Regions from separate parts of the Homo sapiens genome. Here region 1 is linked to region 2. Evidence: read pairs that join two places in POLR2A ChIA-PET (ENCODE). Cell type or tissue: CD4-positive, alpha-beta T cell. All regions are shown on one strand. Each heading gives the region's core, and the rest is flanking DNA. Links, peaks and the distances in the headings are about the cores only.

Region 1 (5,302 bases), core at 1-5,000, 740 kb before region 2:
GGGCATCGCCCTCCCTCCCCACATTCAGTCACCCTGATTGGTGCAGGGTGGGAGTTGACACAGAGAGAGGGAAGGGACCCATCCCCGAGCACACAGCCAGGCTGGCAGCACCAGAGGGAGCCAGGTCTCCTGCCTTCCAGCCACAGCCACTTGTGCCAGTTGCCACGTGCACCTGGCATGGACTGCCAGCAGCCCCCACTGCATCTTAACCTGGAGGACAACAAACAAATGCTCAGTTCTGAAAGCCTAGTGGTTTATCTGCAGCCCATCTGGGGGCTGATGACCTGAAGCTTCAGCAGGAAGATTGCCTGAACTGGGATTTGTTTTTTGTTTGTTTGTTTTTGAGATGGGACCTCACTCTGTTACCCAGGCTGGAGTGCAGTGGCACTATCTTGGCTCACTGTAACCTCCACCTCCTGGATTCAAGCGATTCTCTGGCTTCAGCCTCCTGAGTGGCTGGGATTACAGGCACGTGCCACCATGCCCGGCTAATGTTTTTGTGTTTTTAGTAGAGACTGGGTTTCACCATATTGGTCAGGCTAGTCTTGAACTCCTGACCTCAGGTGATCCACCTGCCTTGGCCTCCCAAAGTGCTGAGATTACAGGTGTAAGTCACCACGCCCGGCCTAAACTGGGATTTGTACACCTGGTTTGGTTTTAAGGTTTTCAGTTTTTGGTCTTTTTGCTTTTTGAAACAGTCTCACTCTGTCACACAGGCTGGCTGGAGTGCAGTTGTACAATCATAGCTCACTGCAGCCTTTAAATCCTGGACTCAAGTGATCCTCCCACTGAAGCCTCAGAGTAGCTGGGACTACAGGCATGCACCAGCACCCTGGCTAATTTTTTAAATTTTTTTTTTGAGACGAGGTCTGGCTCTGTCACCCAGGCTCCTGGGCTCAAGCAGTTCTCCCACTTCAGCCACCCGAGTAGCTGGGACTACAGGCGCACACCATCACGCCTGGCTAATTTTTGTATTTTTTGTAGACGGGGTTTCGCCCTCTTGTCCAGGCTGGTCTCGAACTCCTGAGCTCAAGCAATCTGCTCACCTTGGCCTCCCAAAGTGCTGGGATTACAGGTATGACCCACTGCCCCAGTCTATTTTTTTTATTTTTTGTAGAGACAGGGTCTCTCTATGTTGCCCAGGCTGGTCTTGAAATCCTGAACTCAAGCCATACTGTCACCTCGGCCTTCTAAAGTGCTGGGATTACGGGCATGAGCCACTGTGTCTAGATTTGGTTTGGTTTTAGGATCCCTCTAACTTGCTGTGTGATGAGTGAATTCCTTTCGGAAGGCTCCAGTTTTCTCCTGTCCCCCTTTCTGGGCTGCTGCTGTCGAGATGTTCAGGGCAGACTCAAGTCGCCAAGATGGTCCTTTGATAAATCTCATGGTGTGGAGTGGAGCCAGGTCATGGGGAGACACTGGGGGAGCAGGGCAGCCTCTCTCCCCTTCCAGACTCTGCACTTAGGCTGGCTCCCCTGTGTCCCTGTCTCCAGTCTCTCCTGGCTTCAGCTGTGTGACTTTGAGTAAGTCACTTAACCTCTCTGAGCCTCAGCATCCTCAGGTGTAAAATACACTGGGTCCTGCTTCCTCTCTGGGCTTCCTTCTCTTCCCTCCCCTTCTCTGGGCTCCCCTGACCCCCAGCTTCATCCTCACCTGTGTGTCCACCCACTTGGCACCCTGGCTGGTGTGCTCCACATGGCCGTAGAAGTGCACAGGTAGCGTGAACTCGGGCCGGGCCTTCTCCCAGGGGTTGCCGTAGCGAAGCCAGTCATCGGCCTCCTCCATCTGCACCCAAGGCAGGTCAGGGAGAAAGGCCAGCAGTATCAGTACAGGCACTCACAGTGCACGGTGGGGCAGGGTGGGGGCCGTGGGCCGGTGTACCCTACACCAAGTATAAGTCAGGAGCTCTGAGGTGGGCCCCTGGTCTGCTGGGCTATCGAGTGGGACACGGACCACCTGTTTCAGGGGCACCAGCTGGCTTTGGGTCGGGGGGTGGGGAGCAGCAAGGATGCTTTCCACAGAGCTTGCGGGGCTGTTTCGGACCTTGCCAGAGATGATAAACAAGTGGGGGTCTTCCCCATCCTGACTAGACCCCACAAGTTAGAGCCAAGGCTGCTCACCTGCCAGCCCCCGGAGATCTTCTGGTTAAAAATCCCAAACTCATAGCGAATCCCGTAGCCATAGGCGGCCAGGCCCAGTGTTGCCATGGAGTCAAGAAAGCAGGCTGGGGGTGTGCAGGGAGGTGGCTGTCAGGGACCCAGCAAGGAGGACCCCATCGGCCCACTCCACCCTCACGGCCCTGTCTTCTTACCTGCCAGCCGGCCCAGGCCCCCGTTGCCCAGCCCCGCATCCTCCTCAATTTCCTCCAGCTCCTCCATGTCCAGGCCCAGCTGGAGGAGTGAGGGTGACAGTGGTCAGGGTCAAGTGTCAGCAGTGGAATCCCCCAGTCCCCACGGCTTGCCCCACCCCACACACACCTGGTAGGTGGCCTCGTCACAGGCATTCTCTAAGGCCAGGTTCACCATGGTGTTCTGTAGCGTCCGTCCCATATAGAACTCTAAAGACAGGTAGTAGATCCTCTGCCCAGAGAGACGGATGGGCAGGGAATGGGGTCAGGGCCACACACCAACACTCAGCCAGGCCCAGCCACGCCTGGACCTCTGGCCCGCCTGCCCTGCTCAGCAGTCCCATCCCTGTCCCCAATTTGTTTCTCCCTGTCTCAGGCTTTGGGGCCCAGCGGTTAAGGTTCTGGTCCCAGCATTCCTCTGACTTTGGACAAATCACTCTCTTTGGCCTCAGTCTCCTCATCTGGGAAATAGCGCTGGCCATACCCACTTCAGGGACTGAGGTACTCGGGAGAATGGGCACCCCTTCCCCCTGCACACACCCCCAGAGAAAAAAGTCATTTGCTCAAGGTCACACAGTGGCTAGAGACTGGGCTAGAGACTGTCACCTCCCATCCTTGCACTGTCCAGTTCCCCTTGGCCCTCAAGCCTCAATCCCAAGGAGACCCAGAGGCACCAGAAACTAGGATGCTGCCAGTGCCTGGTCTCCCAGTTTCCTGGGTCCCCTCCTGGGCCGTCTGCCCGCCCCTCCCCCACTCCCCACCGAGGCGTGTCAGGTTGCTGACATTTACCAGTGACCCCACCGGACACTTGATCTCTGCCGCCCCAGCTGCCCCAGCCCCGCCTGCTGCACAGGCACACCGCGCATACATGCAGCAACTGATGTGTCCTTCCACCTGGGCCCAGCCAGGCCACAGGCGCCGTCCTGCCCACCAGCACCCACTCCAACCTTCTCCGAGTGGGCACTGACCCTTTGCAGCCAGCCCACCTGCTCTGAGCTCCCTGACCCCCACTCCTGCCCCAGGTTTCTCCCTCAGATTGTCCCAGCACCCCTTGTGCCTGGCACCCCTGGATTCTCCACCCCCAAGAACCTAGAGTGACGAGGGGCAGCCACTTAAGTCAAGATCGCCAGCTCCCTGGCAGCGCCTTCAGCCCATACCCCCACCCCAGGCTCCCCAGCAGCACCTTGGGGTCCTTCTCATAGTAGTGCTGCTGCGTGCGGATCCAGCGCCCCACGAGGTGGTCGCGCACGGTATGGGCCAGAGCAAAGTAGTAGTCTCGTGGGGTGGCCACATTGCGGTCCTTTACGAGTGTGAAATGCAGGTGCCGGTTGAAGTTCTTTTTCAGCTCAGTCACGTTCTCCACGCCGGCCAGGCCACGCACACTGATTTGCTTTCTTTTCTCTTGGTCTGACAGGGGCCGGGACATGGCTGCAGGAGGGCGGGCCGGACTGGACTGATGGTAGAGGGGACGGCGGCCTCAGCACTGCCTCCAGCCAAGGAGTGGAGCTCCCCAGCCTCAAGGGGATTTAAAGCCTGGCTCTGGGCAGCACGCCCCGCCTCCCCTGCAATGGGAGGGTCTTGGCCTGGCAGCTCAGGGAGCTATTTTGAGGGCAAGGGGAGGAGAGGAGAGGGGAGGGAGAGGTGAGCTCCACTTGGGCCGCCAAGACTGGCCTGGCTTGTTCACAGGCCTGTGCTGACCCACTTCCTCCAGGCCTTGCACATGGTCTTCTGTCCCTTGTCCCTGCCTTTTGGAGGGTTGGATACAAGAAGGAGCAGGCAGAGTGCTGGATTGGGGAGCTGTCTGTCAGTGGCTGAACCAGGATGGGAGGCCATGTGTTGTGGCAAAAGGAACCAGGACCCCCTGCAGGCTGTGGTGCAGGAGCCAAGTCAGTGTCCCCTGACGGAAGAGGTGCAACTAGCAGAGGCCACTGGATGTCTTTGAGAAAGGGGCCCACGACCCTGCATTGCAGGGGTGGTGTGAGGGAGGTTGTGTGAGGCAGGGCCACAGCCCTCACTCCACCCCCACCGAAGCTGAGCAGCTCTAGGCTCCCCCTGTTGCTGTCCCTCAAGGAGCCCTGAAGTGACCTTTTGGAGAGGGATGCTCAGGTTACTGGCCAGCATTGGCGGGAGGCCGCTAGCCTGCAGCACGGGGCCCTGGGAACTGTAGTCCTATAGGCCCTCGGCGGTGGGAGAAACTGAGGCATTCCCCACTCCATCATCATACTGGTTTAATGACAGTAAGTTCTCCCTGTGATTCCACTGCTTAGGAAGTGATTAGAGGCCTTCTTTCACTTCTTCCTGCCACCTGGGGCCACACTCTGAGCAGGATTTTGTAAACCAGCTCTGTGACCTGGCCTATAAAATGGGTGCCTAATCTGTACCTCGAGGACCTCACCCCATTTGTGTGCATAGCCCCACAGCTTTGAGCCCTTCCCTGGAGGCTTTGGCTATCCTCCCATTCACTGCTGTGTTCTGGCCCCAGCACTGACTTGCTGTGTGACCTCAAGCTGGTTGCTTTACCTTTCTGAGCTTTGGATTCCTTCACCAAATTTAGACTCTCCAATGAGAAAAAAAAAAATCCCTGCCTCTCAGCTGCTGCCTCCTCATCTTGTGAGGGCAGGCTTCGGATCCTGCTGTTCTTTAAGAGAAAGGAACCAGGACCTTGTGCTAGTTCAAAGGCTGTTTGGGCCTCCCGGGTGGTGGGCCGGTGGAGGGGAAGAGCTGGGTGTTCTGTTCTGAAGGCCAAGGAAGCAGGTCAAAAGCCTGGACAGCTGCAGGATACTATTGAGAGCCTGGTTCGGAGAAAGCCAAGCTGTTTCTGAGAACTTTTTTTTTTTTTTTTTTGAGGTAGAGTTTCATTCTTGTCGCCCAGGCTAGAGTGCAATGGCATGATCTCAGCTCACTGCAACCTCCGCCTCCTGGGCTCAAGCAATTCTGCCTCAGCCTCCTGAGTAG
Region 2 (5,366 bases), core at 269-5,268:
TTGGAAGAGTTAGAAGAATTTGGAAGGCCTTAAATATAGTAGCTTAGTTTGAAAAATGTGAAGGACTTTCGTAACGGAAGTAATTCAAGATCAAGAGTAATTACCAACTTAATGTTTTTGCATTGGACTTTGAGTTAAGATTATTTTTTAAATCCTGAGGACTAGCATTAATTGACAGCTGACCCAGGTGCTACACAGAAGTGGATTCAGTGAATCTAGGAAGACAGCAGCAGACAGGATTCCAGGAACCAGTGTTTGATGAAGCTAGGACTGAGGAGCAAGCGAGCAAGCAGCAGTTCGTGGTGAAGATAGGAAAAGAGTCCAGGAGCCAGTGCGATTTGGTGAAGGAAGCTAGGAAGAAGGAAGGAGCGCTAACGATTTGGTGGTGAAGCTAGGAAAAAGGATTCCAGGAAGGAGCGAGTGCAATTTGGTGATGAAGGTAGCAGGCGGCTTGGCTTGGCAACCACACGGAGGAGGCGAGCAGGCGTTGTGCGTAGAGGATCCTAGACCAGCATGCCAGTGTGCCAAGGCCACAGGGAAAGCGAGTGGTTGGTAAAAATCCGTGAGGTCGGCAATATGTTGTTTTTCTGGAACTTACTTATGGTAACCTTTTATTTATTTTCTAATATAATGGGGGAGTTTCGTACTGAGGTGTAAAGGGATTTATATGGGGACGTAGGCCGATTTCCGGGTGTTGTAGGTTTCTCTTTTTCAGGCTTATACTCATGAATCTTGTCTGAAGCTTTTGAGGGCAGACTGCCAAGTCCTGGAGAAATAGTAGATGGCAAGTTTGTGGGTTTTTTTTTTTTACACGAATTTGAGGAAAACCAAATGAATTTGATAGCCAAATTGAGACAATTTCAGCAAATCTGTAAGCAGTTTGTATGTTTAGTTGGGGTAATGAAGTATTTCAGTTTTGTGAATAGATGACCTGTTTTTACTTCCTCACCCTGAATTCGTTTTGTAAATGTAGAGTTTGGATGTGTAACTGAGGCGGGGGGGAGTTTTCAGTATTTTTTTTTGTGGGGGTGGGGGCAAAATATGTTTTCAGTTCTTTTTCCCTTAGGTCTGTCTAGAATCCTAAAGGCAAATGACTCAAGGTGTAACAGAAAACAAGAAAATCCAATATCAGGATAATCAGACCACCACAGGTTTACAGTTTATAGAAACTAGAGCAGTTCTCACGTTGAGGTCTGTGGAAGAGATGTCCATTGGAGAAATGGCTGGTAGTTACTCTTTTTTCCCCCCACCCCCTTAATCAGACTTTAAAAGTGCTTAACCCCTTAAACTTGTTATTTTTTACTTGAAGCATTTTGGGATGGTCTTAACAGGGAAGAGAGAGGGTGGGGGAGAAAATGTTTTTTTCTAAGATTTTCCACAGATGCTATAGTACTATTGACAAACTGGGTTAGAGAAGGAGTGTACCGCTGTGCTGTTGGCACGAACACCTTCAGGGACTGGAGCTGCTTTTATCCTTGGAAGAGTATTCCCAGTTGAAGCTGAAAAGTACAGCACAGTGCAGCTTTGGTTCATATTCAGTCATCTCAGGAGAACTTCAGAAGAGCTTGAGTAGGCCAAATGTTGAAGTTAAGTTTTCCAATAATGTGACTTCTTAAAAGTTTTATTAAAGGGGAGGGGCAAATATTGGCAATTAGTTGGCAGTGGCCTGTTACGGTTGGGATTGGTGGGGTGGGTTTAGGTAATTGTTTAGTTTATGATTGCAGATAAACTCATGCCAGAGAACTTAAAGTCTTAGAATGGAAAAAGTAAAGAAATATCAACTTCCAAGTTGGCAAGTAACTCCCAATGATTTAGTTTTTTTCCCCCCAGTTTGAATTGGGAAGCTGGGGGAAGTTAAATATGAGCCACTGGGTGTACCAGTGCATTAATTTGGGCAAGGAAAGTGTCATAATTTGATACTGTATCTGTTTTCCTTCAAAGTATAGAGCTTTTGGGGAAGGAAAGTATTGAACTGGGGGTTGGTCTGGCCTACTGGGCTGACATTAACTACAATTATGGGAAATGCAAAAGTTGTTTGGATATGGTAGTGTGTGGTTCTCTTTTGGAATTTTTTTCAGGTGATTTAATAATAATTTAAAACTACTATAGAAACTGCAGAGCAAAGGAAGTGGCTTAATGATCCTGAAGGGATTTCTTCTGATGGTAGCTTTTGTATTATCAAGTAAGATTCTATTTTCAGTTGTGTGTAAGCAAGTTTTTTTTTAGTGTAGGAGAAATACTTTTCCATTGTTTAACTGCAAAACAAGATGTTAAGGTATGCTTCAAAAATTTTGTAAATTGTTTATTTTAAACTTATCTGTTTGTAAATTGTAACTGATTAAGAATTGTGATAGTTCAGCTTGAATGTCTCTTAGAGGGTGGGCTTTTGTTGATGAGGGAGGGGAAACTTTTTTTTTTTCTATAGACTTTTTTCAGATAACATCTTCTGAGTCATAACCAGCCTGGCAGTATGATGGCCTAGATGCAGAGAAAACAGCTCCTTGGTGAATTGATAAGTAAAGGCAGAAAAGATTATATGTCATACCTCCATTGGGGAATAAGCATAACCCTGAGATTCTTACTACTGATGAGAACATTATCTGCATATGCCAAAAAATTTTAAGCAAATGAAAGCTACCAATTTAAAGTTACGGAATCTACCATTTTAAAGTTAATTGCTTGTCAAGCTATAACCACAAAAATAATGAATTGATGAGAAATACAATGAAGAGGCAATGTCCATCTCAAAATACTGCTTTTACAAAAGCAGAATAAAAGCGAAAAGAAATGAAAATGTTACACTACATTAATCCTGGAATAAAAGAAGCCGAAATAAATGAGAGATGAGTTGGGATCAAGTGGATTGAGGAGGCTGTGCTGTGTGCCAATGTTTCGTTTGCCTCAGACAGGTATCTCTTCGTTATCAGAAGAGTTGCTTCATTTCATCTGGGAGCAGAAAACAGCAGGCAGCTGTTAACAGATAAGTTTAACTTGCATCTGCAGTATTGCATGTTAGGGATAAGTGCTTATTTTTAAGAGCTGTGGAGTTCTTAAATATCAACCATGGCACTTTCTCCTGACCCCTTCCCTAGGGGATTTCAGGATTGAGAAATTTTTCCATCGAGCCTTTTTAAAATTGTAGGACTTGTTCCTGTGGGCTTCAGTGATGGGATAGTACACTTCACTCAGAGGCATTTGCATCTTTAAATAATTTCTTAAAAGCCTCTAAAGTGATCAGTGCCTTGATGCCAACTAAGGAAATTTGTTTAGCATTGAATCTCTGAAGGCTCTATGAAAGGAATAGCATGATGTGCTGTTAGAATCAGATGTTACTGCTAAAATTTACATGTTGTGATGTAAATTGTGTAGAAAACCATTAAATCATTCAAAATAATAAACTATTTTTATTAGAGAATGTATACTTTTAGAAAGCTGTCTCCTTATTTAAATAAAATAGTGTTTGTCTGTAGTTCAGTGTTGGGGCAATCTTGGGGGGGATTCTTCTCTAATCTTTCAGAAACTTTGTCTGCGAACACTCTTTAATGGACCAGATCAGGATTTGAGCGGAAGAACGAATGTAACTTTAAGGCAGGAAAGACAAATTTTATTCTTCATAAAGTGATGAGCATATAATAATTCCAGGCACATGGCAATAGAGGCCCTCTAAATAAGGAATAAATAACCTCTTAGACAGGTGGGAGATTATGATCAGAGTAAAAGGTAATTACACATTTTATTTCCAGAAAGTCAGGGGTCTATAAATTGACAGTGATTAGAGTAATACTTTTTCACATTTCCAAAGTTTGCATGTTAACTTTAAATGCTTACAATCTTAGAGTGGTAGGCAATGTTTTACACTATTGACCTTATATAGGGAAGGGAGGGGGTGCCTGTGGGGTTTTAAAGAATTTTCCTTTGCAGAGGCATTTCATCCTTCATGAAGCCATTCAGGATTTTGAATTGCATATGAGTGCTTGGCTCTTCCTTCTGTTCTAGTGAGTGTATGAGACCTTGCAGTGAGTTTATCAGCATACTCAAAATTTTTTTCCTGGAATTTGGAGGGATGGGAGGAGGGGGTGGGGCTTACTTGTTGTAGCTTTTTTTTTTTTTACAGACTTCACAGAGAATGCAGTTGTCTTGACTTCAGGTCTGTCTGTTCTGTTGGCAAGTAAATGCAGTACTGTTCTGATCCCGCTGCTATTAGAATGCATTGTGAAACGACTGGAGTATGATTAAAAGTTGTGTTCCCCAATGCTTGGAGTAGTGATTGTTGAAGGAAAAAATCCAGCTGAGTGATAAAGGCTGAGTGTTGAGGAAATTTCTGCAGTTTTAAGCAGTCGTATTTGTGATTGAAGCTGAGTACATTTTGCTGGTGTATTTTTAGGTAAAATGCTTTTTGTTCATTTCTGGTGGTGGGAGGGGACTGAAGCCTTTAGTCTTTTCCAGATGCAACCTTAAAATCAGTGACAAGAAACATTCCAAACAAGCAACAGTCTTCAAGAAATTAAACTGGCAAGTGGAAATGTTTAAACAGTTCAGTGATCTTTAGTGCATTGTTTATGTGTGGGTTTCTCTCTCCCCTCCCTTGGTCTTAATTCTTACATGCAGGAACACTCAGCAGACACACGTATGCGAAGGGCCAGAGAAGCCAGACCCAGTAAGAAAAAATAGCCTATTTACTTTAAATAAACCAAACATTCCATTTTAAATGTGGGGATTGGGAACCACTAGTTCTTTCAGATGGTATTCTTCAGACTATAGAAGGAGCTTCCAGTTGAATTCACCAGTGGACAAAATGAGGAAAACAGGTGAACAAGCTTTTTCTGTATTTACATACAAAGTCAGATCAGTTATGGGACAATAGTATTGAATAGATTTCAGCTTTATGCTGGAGTAACTGGCATGTGAGCAAACTGTGTTGGCGTGGGGGTGGAGGGGTGAGGTGGGCGCTAAGCCTTTTTTTAAGATTTTTCAGGTACCCCTCACTAAAGGCACCGAAGGCTTAAAGTAGGACAACCATGGAGCCTTCCTGTGGCAGGAGAGACAACAAAGCGCTATTATCCTAAGGTCAAGAGAAGTGTCAGCCTCACCTGATTTTTATTAGTAATGAGGACTTGCCTCAACTCCCTCTTTCTGGAGTGAAGCATCCGAAGGAATGCTTGAAGTACCCCTGGGCTTCTCTTAACATTTAAGCAAGCTGTTTTTATAGCAGCTCTTAATAATAAAGCCCAAATCTCAAGCGGTGCTTGAAGGGGAGGGAAAGGGGGAAAGCGGGCAACCACTTTTCCCTAGCTTTTCCAGAAGCCTGTTAAAAGCAAGGTCTCCCCACAAGCAACTTCTCTGCCACATCGCCACCCCGTGCCTTT

What was found. ChIA-PET counts read pairs that join two places held together with the same protein. Peaks named below come from ENCODE experiments on the same cell type or tissue, not always from the same donor. Only the 100,000 strongest peaks of a DNase experiment are listed, where the experiment ranks them.
Region 1: POLR2A ChIA-PET joins it to region 2 with 6 read pairs; 5 of 35 experiments call an interaction of 5 or more read pairs at or near these places.

What each region holds. Positions count from the first base shown.
Region 1 is chr11:64,756,126-64,761,427 of GRCh38, forward strand. It overlaps PYGM (glycogen phosphorylase, muscle associated), which reads right to left and starts at 3,849. Exons shown (of 20, transcript NM_005609.4): 1 at 3,531-3,849; 2 at 2,478-2,579; 3 at 2,312-2,390; 4 at 2,121-2,224; 5 at 1,654-1,785. The coding sequence starts at 3,773. RefSeq lists enhancers at 1,850-2,554, 2,555-3,258, 3,259-3,963, 3,964-4,666. In CD4-positive, alpha-beta T cell, for the core only: no CTCF peak of the experiment used is centred there; DNase peaks (open chromatin) are centred at 3,236, 3,516, 4,026, 4,476 and 3 weaker places; H3K27ac peaks cover 646 bases.
Region 2 is chr11:65,500,212-65,505,577 of GRCh38, forward strand. MALAT1 (metastasis associated lung adenocarcinoma transcript 1) reads left to right here. Exons shown (of 1, transcript NR_002819.5): 1 at 1-5,366. It also overlaps TALAM1. Among named protein-coding and RNA genes, the nearest start is that of MALAT1, 3.8 kb to the left of the region's middle. RefSeq lists an enhancer at 228-357. In CD4-positive, alpha-beta T cell, for the core only: no CTCF peak of the experiment used is centred there; DNase peaks (open chromatin) are centred at 460, 590 and 2,470; H3K4me3 peaks cover 5,000 bases; H3K27ac peaks cover 2,018 bases.